3 separate regions of the Homo sapiens genome follow, and regions 1 and 2 are each linked to region 3. A link is a loop called in an ENCODE intact Hi-C map of the cell type or tissue named here. Cell type or tissue: IMR-90. All regions are shown on one strand.

Region 1 (5,000 bases), 210 kb after region 3:
ACTAAAGAACTTGTCTAAAGATACTCTTCAGAACACCCCTTTGCTAAATTAACCAAGCACTTTACCATACCAACATGCAAGATGAAGCTTCAAAAGTATATTGTATTTTTAAAGTGAGAGGGCTTATCGGTGTTGGATACATAACAGAGGCTTACTGACTTGACAAATTGAGGCAACTTTGGGCTACAAAACTGAAATTAAACCTGTATGAGCAGTTACAGGATCAGCCAAATAAGGCATGAAGGAAGAACCATTTTTAAAAGTAATTGCATTCATTTATTGCATAGGTAATAAAATCACATAGTACCAAGTTCCAAAAGCTCAAAAGGATATATATTGAAACATCTCTCTTCCACCAGTCCCTTCAATAAAAGGCCACTTTAAGAAGCCTGTCACATTCTGGTATGTCAAGGACTCAAGATTAAAAGACCCTCTGATTGTATTAGCCAAGCACGGTGGCACACACTTGTAGCTCCAGCTACTTGGGAGGCAGAGGCGGGAGGATTGCTTGAGCCCAAGATTTGGAGGTTAGAATGAGTTATAATCACACCACTGTACTCCAGATTGGGTGAGAGAGGGAGACCTTGTCTCTAAAAAATGTCTTAAAGACCCTCTGGGCTGGGCATGGTGGTTCATGCCTGTAATCCTAGCACTTTGGGAGGCCGAGGTGGGTGAATCACCTGAGGTCAGGAGTTCGAGATTAGCCTGACCAGCATAGTGAAACCCCATCTCTACTAAAAATACAAAATTAGCTGGGCATAGTGGCACATGCCTGTAATTCCAGCTACTTGGGAGGCTGAGGCAGGAGATCGCGTGAACCTGGGAGGTGGGTTGCAGTGAGCCGAGATCGCACCACTGCACTCCAGCATGGGCAACAAGAGGGAAACTCCATCTCAAAAAATAAATAAATAAAATAACCCTCTGATCTTGAAGATATATGTCGCCTAGTTCATGCCAAGAGCTTATTGCTTAGAACTATACTCAGTAAAGTGGATTCTCTACTCAAGCTGGCACAGGAAGTACCTACTTTTTTTTTTTTTTTGAGATGGAGTCTCGCTCTGTTGCCCAGCCTGGAGTGTAGTGGCATGATCTTGGCTCACTGTAACCTCCTCCTTCCGGATTCAAGTGATTCTCTTGCCTCAGCCTCCCAAGTAGCTCTGATTACAGGCGCCTGCCACCATGCCCGGCTAATTTTTGTGTTTTTAGTAGAGACAGGGTTTCACCACGTTGGCCAGGCTGATCTCGAACTCCTGACCTCATGATCTGCCTGCCTCGGCCTCCCAAAGTGCTGGGATTATAGGCATGAGCCACTGCGCCTGGCCAGGAAGTACATACTTAAAACTTAGTGCCAACAAATCCCAGTGGGCCACCAATTCTGAACAGAGGCAGGTGAGACCTTAAGTACTTCTACTGACCTGGTGTGGTTTGTGTTTGTTAGATACTGTATTTCATAACCCATTTATATCCTCTATCTGTTCCCTTGCCATGCTAGAGATACGAAGTGTGACTTCTGTGAAGTCCTTGACATTCCGTAACATTGGCATACATAGTGGCAACTGCAGCAACCCATTTCCTTTCCCTGCCCTTTCATAGAACATAGAACTGAGGCCACATGGTAAATGGAAAGAAGCACTGGCTAAAGGAAAAAGACCTGGAATCAAATTCCTCTTCTGACCCCTCACTGGGCCCTGTGACCTTGACCCCTCTTTGACATCTCCATCTGTGAGGGAGAGTGATTAATATCTACTCTGGCTGGGTACAATGATTTATGTCTGTAATCCCGACACTTTGGGAGGCCCAGGTGAGAGAACCACTTGAGACCAGGAGTTCAAGCCCAGCCTGGGCAACATAGTGAGATCCCGTCTCTATAAAAAAAAATTTAAAAATTGGCCAGGCATGGTGGCACATGCCTGTAGTCCTAACTACTCAGGAGGCTGAGGTGGGAGGATCACTTGAGCCGGGGAGGTTGAGGCTTCAGTGCGCAGAGATTGTGCCACTGCACTCTAGCCTGGGTGACGGAGCAGGACCCTGTCTTACAAATAAGAACAACAAGGGCTGGGCGTGGTGGCTCACGCCTGTAACCCCAGCACTTTGGGAGGCTGAGGCGGGTGGATCACGAGGTGAGGAGATCCAGACCATCCTGGCTAACACGGTGAAACCCCGTCTCTACTAAATATACAAAAAATTAGCCAGGCGTGGTGGCAGGCACCTGTAGTACTAGCTACTGGGCAGGCTGAGGCGGGAGAATGGTGTGAACCCAGAGGGCGGAGCTTGCAGTGAGCAGAGATCACACCACTGCACTCCAGCCTGGGCGACAGAGTCAGACTCCGTCTCAAAAAAAAAAACTTTGTCTAGTCAAAAAGCAAGGGCAAGAGTCAATTGAATATGAAAAAACACCTTCCAAAACGAGTTCTTCCTGCACTAAATAGACAAAGAGTAGAGTGGCGAAGAAAGGAAGGGGACTCATTTTCCCTGAAATCCAGAGCACTCCAAAAACTACTTCACTCTCTCATCAGTATCAAGTACAGACCTTACCTCTGTCAAATCTGAACAGAGCTAGTTCCTTTCTTTACCAGCAAAAAACTATGATTCTCCTACTGAATTCCTGAACAGACGCATTATGGGCAAGTACCTGGTCTCATTGTCCGAAACAGAATTCTGAAAGTGCTGCTTTGTCCATATTCTCTGACATTTGGGAAATGCTCCTACAGAGGAATTTTATCTTTAATCTACCCTCTGTGCCCACCGCGGCCTCATCATCTGGCCTGACCTGTGTTGCCAACCAGCACCAAGGATGCTAAGAAAAAAACAAAGTATTCAAGTCAAAGACCACAAATCTATACCTCCAATCCACTCATTGGCCAGAGAAAGTCCTCTCATGGTGGGCAGCGTCGGGCCTGGCCGCGGGTGCCCTCTGGTGGCAGCAGCGCACAACTGCGGGCACGGCGAAGGAGGTGCGGGGTGCTGCAGCGCCCCCTGGCGACAGTCCAGGAGACGCGCCGAGGGCAAAGAAACCACTAACGGAGCATCCAAGGGCGAGCGCGCGGGACGCCTCTAGATGCTTAACTGTGAATGCACTGTTTGGGGACGGGGGGTTGTACGTGAGTGTCTTAACGTCTAGTGTGCGTGAGTGTAGGGTTAAGTATGTTTAGTGTGCCCCGGTACCCGAACCCTGTATTTCTGTTGTGTTAAATGTGTACAGTATGTATGAGCCCGCGCGTTCACACGCGGGTAGGTTGGTGGTGGGGAGGTCCGCGCCTCAGTGCAGGGCGGAGTCCTCACGGAGGCGTGAAATTGGTTTGGAGCAAACACATTACGAAAAGCAATTACCAGGGAGAGGTTCTGGGCCCGCGGGACCAACAGCCAGGAGGCTGGGGAGGGAGCGCCCTGGCTCGCAAGAGTCTGAATGTCTAACCCCAGTGAGGACCCTCCTGACATTGCCCGCTAAGGGGACAATATGTGAAGTTGTGCACAGCCCCTTCACAGCCACCACTCCACATCGCCTTTCTTCCCTTCCCCGTCCTTAAAAAGGCATCCCATGATCGCAGGCTCTCCAGATGTGGCCAGAAATCCTCCCCCATCTTCCTATCACTTTAGAGGAGGGTCCTTCTTCTGGGACGCCCTCCCAGATCTCAACCCCATTCCTCACCCTCCTCTTCATGCCCCCAGCTCCTGCTCCCACGTTTATCTTGCATTCATCCTATTGCCCCTTGTATTCTAACTGGTTGTTCACACCCTTGTTTCTCAGACTAGACTGAAGATTCACTGAGGGCAGGAGCGTGTCTCGTTCCCAGCAGGGCATGAAGCACCTAAAACCTGGGGACCCGGAAGCACACAGTGAACCAAGTGGGTGCGATCAAATAGAATTTCCATCAAAATCCACCAGCAGGACTCTCTCGGGCAAGTCATCTGCGGGAGTCGGGATTCCCTGGGAGCAGAGCTCCAAACTCTTTCCCGCACCAGCGAGCCCGCACTCGCATGATACCCAGACCTGCGCTCGACCTGGCCCCAGATCCCCGTGCCAAGGGCCACAGCCTCTGAGATGCTTCCTAGGCGGCTCCAGTGCCATCTCCCCAGCAACGGCCTTCTGCTTCCCGTTACTTCCTCGTCTTCCCCATCTTAGCATCTGGCACCACCGTCCAGGGGTCCAAGCCAAAAACCTGCGAGTCGCCCTAGACAGCGCTATTCTGCAGCCCCCTACATCCCCCCCAGCGGCGGCCCCCCAGTTCTTCCCAGGGATCCCGAATCTCGCCCGCCGCGACCACCTCTGGCCTGGACCACCGCCGCAGGTGCCCCCCGACCCACGCCCGCAGCCAGGACGGTCCGTCCTGCCACTCCTACTGATCTGCTCTACTCAGGTCTCAGGCTAAATGTCACCTCCTCAGAGAGCAGGTTTCCCTGTCACCGACTGCCAACCCCCCATCCCGCACGTCTCTCCCCGGGCTCGGCAGCACCTGCCGCTTCCTCCTGTGCGCCGCGCTCCGGCTACCCCGCGCAAGCGGACCCTGGTGGGGGCCTGGAGGGCAGTCCTTGCCCCCGTGCGGCGGTGCCTGAACGCAGCAGGCCCTGGAACGGCTGCGGAACAAACCATCGAGCACTAGGGCGTCCCCCGGGACCCCCACCCGAGCCGCGGTCTCCACGGGGCGCCCCGCAGGCCCTCGACAGGAGTGGGCCTCGCGCACCAGGTTCCCGCCCATGTCTTGGGGCAGCCGCTTCCTGCCCGCGAGGTGGGGCCTGTGCGGTCGGGGTCCGCCTGGGGTTTCCACAGCGAGGAGCCTCCACCGCTTGCCCACCCGCACCCGCGTCCCAGAGCCGCGCCCTAGTACCTGAAGCCAGACAGACCGGTCAGCCCAAGGTCCGTGAGGCCAGGGTGGGAATCCGGGCCCCCTCACTTCCTCTCCGCTTCTCCTCAGCCGCCTCTCAACGCCTAACCCGGCTTCGGGCTCTGGTCCGCGCGGCCTAAAGCCTCGCGACCTCCAGGCCTCGCCCCCTGCCGCCTC
Region 2 (5,000 bases), 55 kb after region 3:
AGTCAGTGCAAGAGGCCCGGTCAGGCTCCTTCTGGGTGTCTGTGGTCACCTGAAACCCTCCGGGGAACAGATTCCGGGCCTTCTGGGTTCCCCACTGTTGTCTGGGGCTAGAGGCAGGACTGGAGCCTGGTGAAAAAGGCCATCAGCTGGGCAGTTCCATGATGCCCAGTGTCCACCAGGCTCTGTCCCCTGCAGGCCCCACCCTCCTCACCGTCACTTGACCAGGATGGCTTCTCCTCATCAGGCGAGGGTGGCTGTGAGGGGCTGGAGCAGGGCCTGGACAGGATGGAGGCTGCAGCCTCACCCCACGGCTCCTGCTGCTGCTGCTGCTGGTGAAGCTGCATGGAAAGGAGGAGGAATGAGGGCTGCACCCCAAGGAGGGCAGGGCCAAGCACCTGGGCTAGAGGCAGAGGGCTTTTCAGCCTCCTCCTGCCACTCTGCTAGACCCTTCCGTAGACTCCACCCCACCTCAGTCTCCATGTTGTTCACCTGCCTTCTCTCCACATTTCTCCTTTGGGCACCCCTCTACTCACCTGGTGCAGGTAGATGACATGGAGACTCATCTCGGCAGAAGCAAGTTCTGGGAGCTGGGCCAGCTTCTGGCCCCCAGTGCCTCCTGGGGACACAGAGCTGGAACATAACATGAAGCAGGTCAAAAGTCATGCCCTCCTCCCGCCACACCCCAGAGGACTCCCCTTCTGAATCCCCCCTCAGCGCCCCAGCTCCCCACTCCTACAGGATCAGCCCACCCCCCTCCACATGCCCCTGCATCTCAGCCTCCACTCCTCACCTGGGGTCCTGGGCAATTCGGGAAATGGAGGCAAGGAGGCTGGCTGTGGCCGCAGCTGGACAGGGGGCTGTCGGGCTCAGATCTCTCGGAGGCAGGAGAGGGTGCACGAAGAGGTTGGCCAGGAAGGCCTCAGGCTGGGTGCAAGAGGAGAGGGAAAGCCAAAGAGGGAGTCAGAAGAGAGGACAGAAACGGAGTAGGGAGGAAGCAGAGGCCTAAAGAAGGCAGGAGAGCAGGCTGGGGGCGGGGGCTGGTGAGGCAGGTTACTACCTAAGGTGAGCCTAGAGGGGAAGGGTTTGGAGAGGAGTTGTGGGGGTGAAGGCAGAAGGGGAGGCCAGGCTTGGGACTCACCAGGGGCGAGGTGCAGTTGCTGAGCACCCCCGGGGTGGAGGGGCCGCGAGCCGAGGTGGCACCCCAGGCAGCTGCATCTTGTTGTACTCGGCCCCAGAGGTGCCCAAGAAACTTAGAGCTGTGCCCTGGGGGGCGCCAGAGTGGATGCGCCAGGGAGAACCGCATCAAAGAAAGCTCAGTCTTGCCGTCCTCCGCACGCTGAGACAGCGAGGCCTCAGTCTGTCCCGCCGAGAGCCACTGTGAGCAAGGACAGTCTTTCAGGTGCTAAGAACACTGAGCCTTATGGGAACAGGTGGGACAGGAAACACTGCCCCATCTTCCACGTGAAGGAAACAGACCACAATGGGGACTTGTTCACCATCACCCAAAAATACAGCAGCAGTGCAGAACCTGGGCCTGTCATCTATTCGTCACCCCTGGACTGATTGCCAGCTCGGGGATAGGGCTGAGCCTCAGTGCTTTGCCCAGGGTGATCCTGACAGCCTTGGTCCAGGCACCAGTCCTTACTCAGCCCCACCCACCGGCCAAGCCCATTCCTCACCCCCAGGTGGTCTTTGCTCCCATTTACTGACGTTACTATGTGCCAGCAACTCCATCATAGGCTATACAGACATAATCTGTGTGTTCACAAGCCTGGCCTTGGCTGTGCTCTGGAGAGCACATTGCCATTGTTGCCATCTGACAGACGAGGGCACGAGAGCACAGGAAGGGAAGTGACCCGCTCAACGGCACAGGTAGCAAGCAATGGAGCCAGGGCTGGAACTCAGGTCTGCTCCCGAGAGGCAAGCGAACTCCCACCCAGCCCAAACCCCCAGGGCCAGGGAACGGCTCTGACCTGAGGGTGTCCGTGGCGCTTCACATCCATAAGGGCAAAGGAACAGATGTCCCCAACCCCAGCCACATCCACAGTGAAGTGATGAAAAAAGTCGATAATCTCCAGGGCACGAGGGCGGAACCAGAAAAGCAGAAACAGCGGGGTGAGGAGCGGGGACAGGAGCTCCTCCAGGAGGGAGACCTGGGGAAGCAGCGGTGAGGCTGAGCAGGGGTCGCTGAGGGGCCCACGCGCGTTATCAGGACCAAGCAGTCCCCAGCGACCCTCGCCAGGGCAAGAAGCCTCCCCACCCAGTCACTCCCTAGACTCCTGGTATAGTCCGTTTGTCTCATGCCCTCTCCCAGACAGACCCTCCGCGCAGACAGACCCTCCGCGCAGACAGACCCCACAACTTCCTCCTCAGCCCGCCGTCGCGCCCACCCTCACCGCTCGGTACTGCAGCAGCTGCGCCATCTGCCGGTAGGCGCGGTCCCTGCCGCCGGGGCCGGGCTCCTCCGGGAGGTAGTGCATGTGGGCCAGGGCTGTCTGCAGCAGGAGCTGCGGCGCACGACCCTGGCACTGCTCTTCCGGAATGAAAGACCTGAAAGGCGGGATCCGTGGGGGGAAGGGGCCTGCGATTAGGAGGACGCGCGGTGGGATGTAGGGCTAGAGGGCCCCAGTGGTGGGAGAGGTAAGGATTCGGGGGGAACCTCACATGGCCCCAGATCAGAGAAACCAACACACACCACCACCCCGGGCATCTGCCGTCGCACCTGGCGACGGTGGCGGTGACCCCGAGCGCGGTCATGGCGGTGAGCACGTGCTCCACGGCTAGCACGTCCTCGTCGTAGACGGTGAGCACAAGCAGCGCGGCGAAGAGTGCACCCGCGAAGAAAACGAGCTGGCGGGCCAGCAGCGTGCGCAGGGGCGCGGGGGGCGCAGCGGTGCGCAGGAAGGCGGCGGCGGGGCGGTAGGCGCGGGCCAGGCGCGCGCGCAGCTCGTGCGGCAGCTCGTTGAAGTGGCGCAGCTGCAAGCGCGCCAGGCGGGACCAGCCGCGCGCCCCCAGCGCGCCAGGCTCGCGCCGCAGCAGCTCCACGTGGCTATAGAAGACGTGCAGAACCTGCCAGGCCAGCACCAGCGGGCTCAGCGCCAGGTTCAGGGCGGCCAGCAGCAGCACTGTGCGCCCCCAGCGCGCTGCTAGGGCGCCCCGCTGGTCGCTGCGCTTGTAGGCGTGCGGCAGCTCCCAGCCCCCGCGGAAGAGCGAGAAGGGACCGCGGAAGAGCAGCAGGTCGACATTGAGCGCCAGGCCGCGGCTGAGGAAAGCCGCACTGCCTCCCCAGGGCAGCGGGCAGCGGGCCGGCAGCAGGCCTTTGTTGGCCAGCGCCACCTGGTAGTTGGTGTAGCGCAGGATGCGGTGGTGGATGTCCAGCTCCGTCAGGGGCCGCGGCTGCACGCACAGGCCCCCGCTCCGCTGCAGTGCCAAGAGGCGGGACTGCACCTCTGCCCAGGGAACCGAGCTCAGCTCCTCCTGAAAGGGGCACTGATGAGAGCCAGCGACCCCCCATTCCTCTCCACAGTGATGCTCAAGCTCCACACCCCTAAGTGTGCGGCCTGAAAACCCGCAAACTGAGTTTGCGATCACAAACTCGCCATGACCAAGCTACATCGTCCCCCTCTCCCACCTTTCTCTTTCTGCCCTCCCTTAACCCTGTCACTAACAAGGGCGCGCCCTACTTCCTTCATCCTCTTCTAAACTGCCCTGTTCATCATCCCTGCCATTCATGTGGCCAGTAGTCATGCACTTCCTGGGGACGCCTCCAGGTGCTGGACCTGGCTTCTCAGCTCCTTAAGGGCCTGAGGCCCCCTCAGTTGTACACACAAAACAGACTGGCTGGCCAGGGGCGGTGGCTCACACCTGTAATCCCAGCACTTTGGGAGGCTGAGGCAGGCAGATCGTCTGAGCTTAGGAGCTCGAGACCAGCCTGGGCAACATGGTGAGACACTGTCTCTACTAAAAATACAAAAAATAGCAGGGCGTGGTGGTGTGCACCTGTGGTTGCAGCTACTGGGGAGCAGAGGCTGCAGTGAGCCAATATCACAGCACTGCACTCCAGCCTGGGTGAAAGACCCAGACCCTGTCTCAAAAGAAACAAAACAAACAAAAAAACAAAAAACCAGAATGTCTGGCAGTTCGTGGGAGAATCTCTCCTTCCCATTTCTAGTGCACCCACCAACTCTGGAACAGAATCCTCCCCACCTTCTGCCTGGGCATGCTTTACACTCCCAGCCCCACCCGACTCCAGGCCATCTTCGGCTCTGTCACCAGAAGCCTTCCCAGGACCTGGGCTATGTCCACATCTGGCAGTGGGGCACTGTCAGATCTCATTTGAAGGCTGCAAACCTCACTTCAGCCCAGTTTCACTCAGCTTTCCCAGTCCAGGTTAGTCAAGTCCCCCAGGCTGGCCTCTCCAGTACATCCCAGTGTCTTCCCTTCCCTTCCCCTGGAAGGAACAGGGGAGGAGGGGAAAGAAGGGAGGAGGAGAACGAGACGGGTGAGCAGTCTCCCGCCAGAGCCAATCCGAGGTCCAGCTTCCGCTCTCACCACCTCTGCTTCCCCGGCCTCCTCCCTCTCCTCTGCTCAGGGGCCTTCTAAGACCTCTCCCCTTGCTGCACATAAAGGCTGTGCAGAGGGCTCCGGACCTCCCAGGGGAGCAAGGGAAGCAAGCTGCAGAAGGCTACTTTCAAGCTGTGCCTCAAAGAAAGAACTTAGATACAGAGGAGGGAGGAGCAGACTCAAGATGGTGAGGAAACAAAGGGCAGAGCATAAGCAGTGGACAGTGACAGGCCAATGCAGTGGCTTCCTGCAATGCGGGGGATGGCTTTGAAGGCTCTGTTTTAGGCTGATGGGTCCATCTCCTCACTGCAGCTTCCAAAAGCTCATGGCTTTTCCCCACCTTCCTGCACTGGGGCTTAGAATGTGCTCCCCTCCCCTCCTGTCCTGCCCTTCCGAAGCCCAACCCAAATTCCTCCAGCTCTGAAAAGCCAGATAAC
Region 3 (5,000 bases):
CGGTTAGCTGTTACTATCTGTCTCTCTGTTCTCTCTAGATTAGCACCAGCCGTTGTGTCAGCACACAAGATAAGGACAGACGTTGAGAGCAAGAATTTCAAAAACTTTACAGCAATTTGGCATCACCACAAAATCCACGCATGTGCTCTTGTATTTCACAGATGTACCAGCCTATAACATATTAGCATTAAAAAACACTGATCCTTCACCAAAGAGTCTAAGAAGCACTGCTTCTAGATCTTTCATCTTCACCTCGCCTCGCGTTCCCCTCGATCCTTGACTTTTTCTTTTCCAGTCTCTCTCTGTCCACCAAAGGCCCTGTACCAGATGAGGTCAGTCCCCTAAGCCAAGCACCCCTGGTCTCCCTCAGCTCCCTGTTGAGCACATGGGCCCCCTGCTGCCCCACCGCCCCCCGCCCCCCAACCCGTGCTGATTTCTGAAGGAGCCCCTTTTAGGCCAAGCACTCAGTTCCACCTAAGGCCCAGCTCAGAACCTCCTGCCCACAGGAAGTCCTTAATGAAACCAGAAGGCAGTTAACAGCCCGCTCCAGCTCCTCTATGGCCCCCCAGGGACCCACCAGGCAGGCTCCTCATCTCCCACTCTCCCTAGGGAGCCTCTTCCTTCCTCTCAGCTCCCCCTCTGCTCAGCTGTCTTCTCTGCCTCCCAGTGTCTCCCGTCCCCACGTTAGTGCCTAGCACCTAGAGTCATACGCCCTGGGGCCAGCACTGGCTGGTGGTGTCAGTGACAGGCCATGCTGACAGGGAGGCTGCAGGCATGGGGGAGAGGCAAGGGTGACAAACCATGCAGTCCCACTCCATCTTAGCAACCCAGCCTCACTTTTTTTTTTTTTTTTTTTCTGAGACAGGGTTTCACTCTGTCACCCAGGGTGGAGTGCAGCGGCATGATCTTGGCTCACTGCAACCTCTGCCTCCCAGGTCCAAGTGATTCTCCTGCCTCAGCCTCCCAAGTAGCTGGGACTACAGCTGCATGCTACCACACCCAGCTAACTTTTGTATATTTTGATAGAGACAGGGTTTTCACTGTGTTGGCCAGGCTGGTCTCAAACTCCTGGCCTCAAGTGATCTGCCTGCCTCGGCCTCCCAAAGTGCAAGGATTACAGGTGTGAGCCACCGCACCCAGCCTCTCCTCACCTTTCTACCTCCTAGAGCCTCCCTGGCTCACCCCTACTCCTGATCTCAAACCCACAGCAGGGGCGACAGTGGTGGTGCTGTGAGTCAAGGTAGAAGCCGGCAACAGACACCGGCAACCTGGAGGCGACGCCACCCCTGGGACTTGGAGCTGGTGCTTGAAGCCTGACAGTGAGGTCAAGGGGCTGCGTGCTGGGGAGGCAGGGAGCAGGCCAGGTGGGAAGGGCCTGATGCATGGCAGATGCTGGCCAGGCTCGGGGATTCTAACCCGCTGGGGATTCATCTAGGGGAACGAGGTCTTCTGAAACCAGCTTAAACAGGATGGCACTAGGTGAAGGGGCTGGCCAGGAACTCTCCGCCCCACCCCACAGCTCTTCCACTCACCACATCCCAGACCCTCACAGCCCCGCCCGAGGGCCCTGAGCTCTGGGGCTCTGTCTGGGTCTCCCTGCAGCAGCCACTCTTGTCCCCTGACCTCTGGCCTCTGACACACAGCAGTGGTGTTGGAAGCTGCAGGGGGCTGGGCCCAGCTGGAGACCATTTGGCACCCAGACAGCCTGCCTGGAGTTTATGCCCTAATATGGTGATGGCCGGCAGCGGCCTGAACAGGGATGCGCCTCACCAGGACTGAGGAGAGGCTGGAGACCAGGAAGCCTTAGCCCAAGAGACCCCAGCACCCACCCCAGGGACCACAGCCAGCCAGGCCCTCGAACCTAAGTCCTCCACCAGGGAGCTTGCCTCAGAGAAGTCTAGAGTCTGGAGCCAAGATGGACTCAAACTTCAGAATGGGCTGGAGACTGTCCCCAACACAGGGCCCCAGAAATTCCAACCTTGAGACCTCAGCAGCCCGTCCCCTCTTCAGCTCAAGCTGCTCAGCAAGACAGCCCAGAATGGCATTCTGAAGCCCACCCAGTCCAGGACCCCACATCTCAAAATCCCCTGCCAGGGTCGCAGAAACTCTAGGTATACGCCACCTCACAGCACAAGCCTGTAACTCACACTTACACACACACACGAGAGACAGAGAGAGAGAGAGAGAGAGAGAGAGGAGTGACTGCTGGCCCTCTTCCTTTGTCGAGATTCAAGAAATTTTTCCTTTCAAAATAACCCTGTCAAAGGCCTGGTTATTCAAAAAATGTGAACTGGAGCCCTGCCTGATGGCAGGGGCTGGGGCGGGGGAGATCTAGCGATCATCAAGGGGATGTGGAAGGAAGGAAAGTAGGGGCCCCAGATAGGCCTGGGCTCTCAGAGGCACTGCCTGCAACCACCCTGCCGCGTCGGCTGGGGCTTCGGTGAACTGCCACATCACCTGCTCCCAGCTCTTCAGCCAGGCCTCCCAGCCAGACTCCATCCCACCACTGGCTGGGTTATGGGGGGATGGGAGTCCCTTCACTTGCCCCAGTGCCACCTACTCCAGACCCCCAGGCCCTCGCTCTGCTCCCTTCTCCCACCGACTCGCCCTGGCTCCTGCCAGTGGCCCCAGCTCCCCAGGGCAGAGACGAAGGACCCAGCTGCTGCAGGCTGCAGTTCCGCTGAGAGCCACTCCGTGGCAGGCACAGCCCACACTCCCGAGGCAGCCAGCACTGGGCGCACTCAGGGGGCAGCCAGGACAGACAAGGAGGGCGGAGGGGGTGCAACAGGGGAGAGGGTTCCCAGTCTCAAAGGGAGGGGGCATGGGCTGTGGAGTCAGGTGGCCTCTGCACATTGCATTAGAATGACTTTGGGCCGGTCACTTACCGGCCCAGAGCCCCGGGGCGCTCATCTGCAACACAGGGTGATCCTGCCCACCCCCTAGGGCCGTAGGGGTGAAATGGCCTAAGATATGTGAAGCTCAGAGCCTGGCTTGAGGTCACCATAAGCTTGAGACAGAAGAGAGGCAGACAAGGGTGGAGGGAGCTTAGCAATGAGAGGCCCCAGGGCCAGCCTGGCTCATGTGGCTAATGCCAGAACACTCTGCCCTGGCCCCATTCCCACCCCAGCCCCAGCCCCGACCCCACTCCCACCCCAGCCTCAGCCCCAGCGCTGGCTGAAGACACCTTACTTTGGGTGAGAAGGTTCTCCCTGCCTGGCCCAGTTCTGCTTCCTGGGCCCTCTGAAAGGGGAGGCACCCATGGACGCAACCATCCCTGCACAGGCTCCATGGCTCCTTAGAACCCCCGTGCCTTTGGGCCCAATGGCCTGGGTGAGGCAGGCAGGCTGGCCACCTAGCAGGCCTCCAGAGGCCATGCAGCTCAGAGCAGAGCGGGAGAGCCAGGCCTGGACACATTCCCAGAGTGGCAGGTACAGCGCCATCCTGCTACCACAGAAGGTGTCCATCACTTCTCAGAACACAACGCCGGCTTGCTTTCATTTGGTGCCAATCCACACCCAGCAGTCTACCTGGGGTGGGGGGCACTGTTCCTGCCCAGCATCCCAACCCATCCGAGGTCAGGGGCTCCACCCAATTCCCCACCTCTGGGCACCGCTAGCCTAGGCCAGGCCCCAGGCAGGAGCCACATTTGGCTGTGGCAGGGGCAGGCCTTATCTCCCATGTCAGCACCAGGTGGGGAGGAAGAGGCTGCAGATGGCCCTGAGTGACCTTAGGCACCTTCTGGGGTCAGAGTCTCCGTGCGCTCCTCCGTAAATGAGGTGCTATCACAGCTTCTTCCCAGGCAGCTCCTCCCAGTCCTCTGCAAATCACTAAGCACATCCGTGCCTGCGAAGTGTTGAGCCACCGTGACCAACAAGACACGCCTGGCACCTGCCCCCAGTGAACCACCCATCCAACAGGACCCCAGTTTGATGCATGGGCAAGAGGGAAGGAGAGGGAACAAGCCAGACAGGTGGAGGAGCCCCAGGGAGCCGAGCCACTCTACCCCAGCCATGGTGGCTCCTGCGTTCCCTCTATTTTCTGTGGCTATGGGCAGGTCACCCACCTCCCTGGGCTTCAGGCTCCCTGCGGGTACTGTGGGGACAAGTGATTCCTGCACTGGGTGCCAGATGAGATGACAGATGGCTTTGTGGAAGCATCCAGAATTCTAACAAGGCGGGGTGCTGGGTCCCTGCAGGGAAGGTGACCTCAGGGAGGCAGCCATCCTCGCCCTAGTCGCCTCCCTGCCTCGCTCGGAGCAGGAGGAGCTGTGCCCAGGACAGGCCCAAAGTCACGCTGAGGGCAGGAGGCTGGGGCTCCAGTCGGCCTGTCCGCCCCCAGGCAGAGAGGCTGTCTCCGGAGCAGCAGCCCAGGGCTGTGCAGTGTCAGGTTATATTTAGCCTGGTGGCGGCGACAGGAAGATGCAGCAGGAGCCGCTCCTGGCAGGGGGCCACCGTGTCACTAACACAGCTCTCATGGGCAGCCAGGGGCCTAGGAAAGGCCAGGGACATTGCAGGCCCAGGGGACAGAGTTAGGGAGCCCAAGAGGCCAACCAGTGAATGAGAGAGAAGGAGGGAGAGAGACAGAGACAGGGAGAGAGTGTGTGTGTGCGCGCGTGTGTGTGTGTGTGCTGAATGAGAGAGAGACCAGTCCTAAGCTCCTGCCTCCAGGATCTGGGAAATGCAGCAGGTTGAGGGGCCCCAAGCTCAGACCCTGACCCCACAGAAGCAGCATCTCCAGACAGACTCCTCCACCACCCCTTCCAGCCTGAGACCCAGCCAGCAATCCATGGGATCATTTATAGGGTCTTGGGGGCCGCTGTAGTCATCTAGACCCACCCAAATCCACTGCATGTGGCATGCCTGAGCCATCTCTGCCCCGGACCACAGCAATGCCTCAGAAGATCTCTGTCCTCTAGCTTCTCTAAAGCTCTGGGGCCCGGCTCTGCCTCTCGGGTGGTGCACGAACTGGAAGTCCCACCCGCTGCCCTCCTGCTGAGAAGC

The links. Hi-C counts contacts between places; a loop is a spot of excess contacts. Peaks named below come from ENCODE experiments on the same cell type or tissue, not always from the same donor. Only the 100,000 strongest peaks of a DNase experiment are listed, where the experiment ranks them.
Region 1: it touches region 3 in a loop (14-fold over the local background); 10 of 110 quality-filtered maps call a loop at or near these places.
Region 2: a loop joins it to region 3, with 6 times the contacts of the local background. A loop is called at or near these places in 29 of 110 quality-filtered maps.

What each region holds. Positions count from the first base shown.
Region 1 is chr7:151,169,790-151,174,789 of GRCh38, forward strand. No RefSeq gene overlaps it. Among named protein-coding and RNA genes, the nearest start is that of GBX1, 4.6 kb to the left of the region's middle. RefSeq lists a silencer at 4,973-5,000 and an enhancer at 4,973-5,000. In IMR-90, a CTCF peak has its summit at 2,947 (motif pointing left); no DNase peak of the experiment used is centred here; H3K27me3 peaks cover 1,123 bases.
Region 2 is chr7:151,015,898-151,020,897 of GRCh38, forward strand. It overlaps ATG9B (autophagy related 9B), which reads right to left. Exons shown (of 14, transcript NM_001317056.2): 6 at 2,723-3,477; 7 at 2,397-2,550; 8 at 1,974-2,153; 9 at 1,139-1,375; 10 at 791-924; 11 at 534-630; 12 at 212-338; 13 at 1-126. Among named protein-coding and RNA genes, the nearest start is that of ATG9B, 6.1 kb to the right of the region's middle. RefSeq lists a silencer at 3,144-3,213. In IMR-90, a CTCF peak has its summit at 2,434 (motif pointing left); no DNase peak of the experiment used is centred here; H3K4me3 peaks cover 241 bases; H3K27me3 peaks cover 3,982 bases.
Region 3 is chr7:150,960,458-150,965,457 of GRCh38, forward strand. All of the region lies in intron 2 of KCNH2 (potassium voltage-gated channel subfamily H member 2), which reads right to left. Among named protein-coding and RNA genes, the nearest start is that of KCNH2, 15 kb to the right of the region's middle. RefSeq lists enhancers at 1,446-2,055, 2,056-2,665, 2,441-5,000, 2,666-3,275, 3,888-4,497 and a silencer at 3,660-3,831. In IMR-90, a CTCF peak has its summit at 2,690; no DNase peak of the experiment used is centred here; H3K27ac peaks cover 1,229 bases.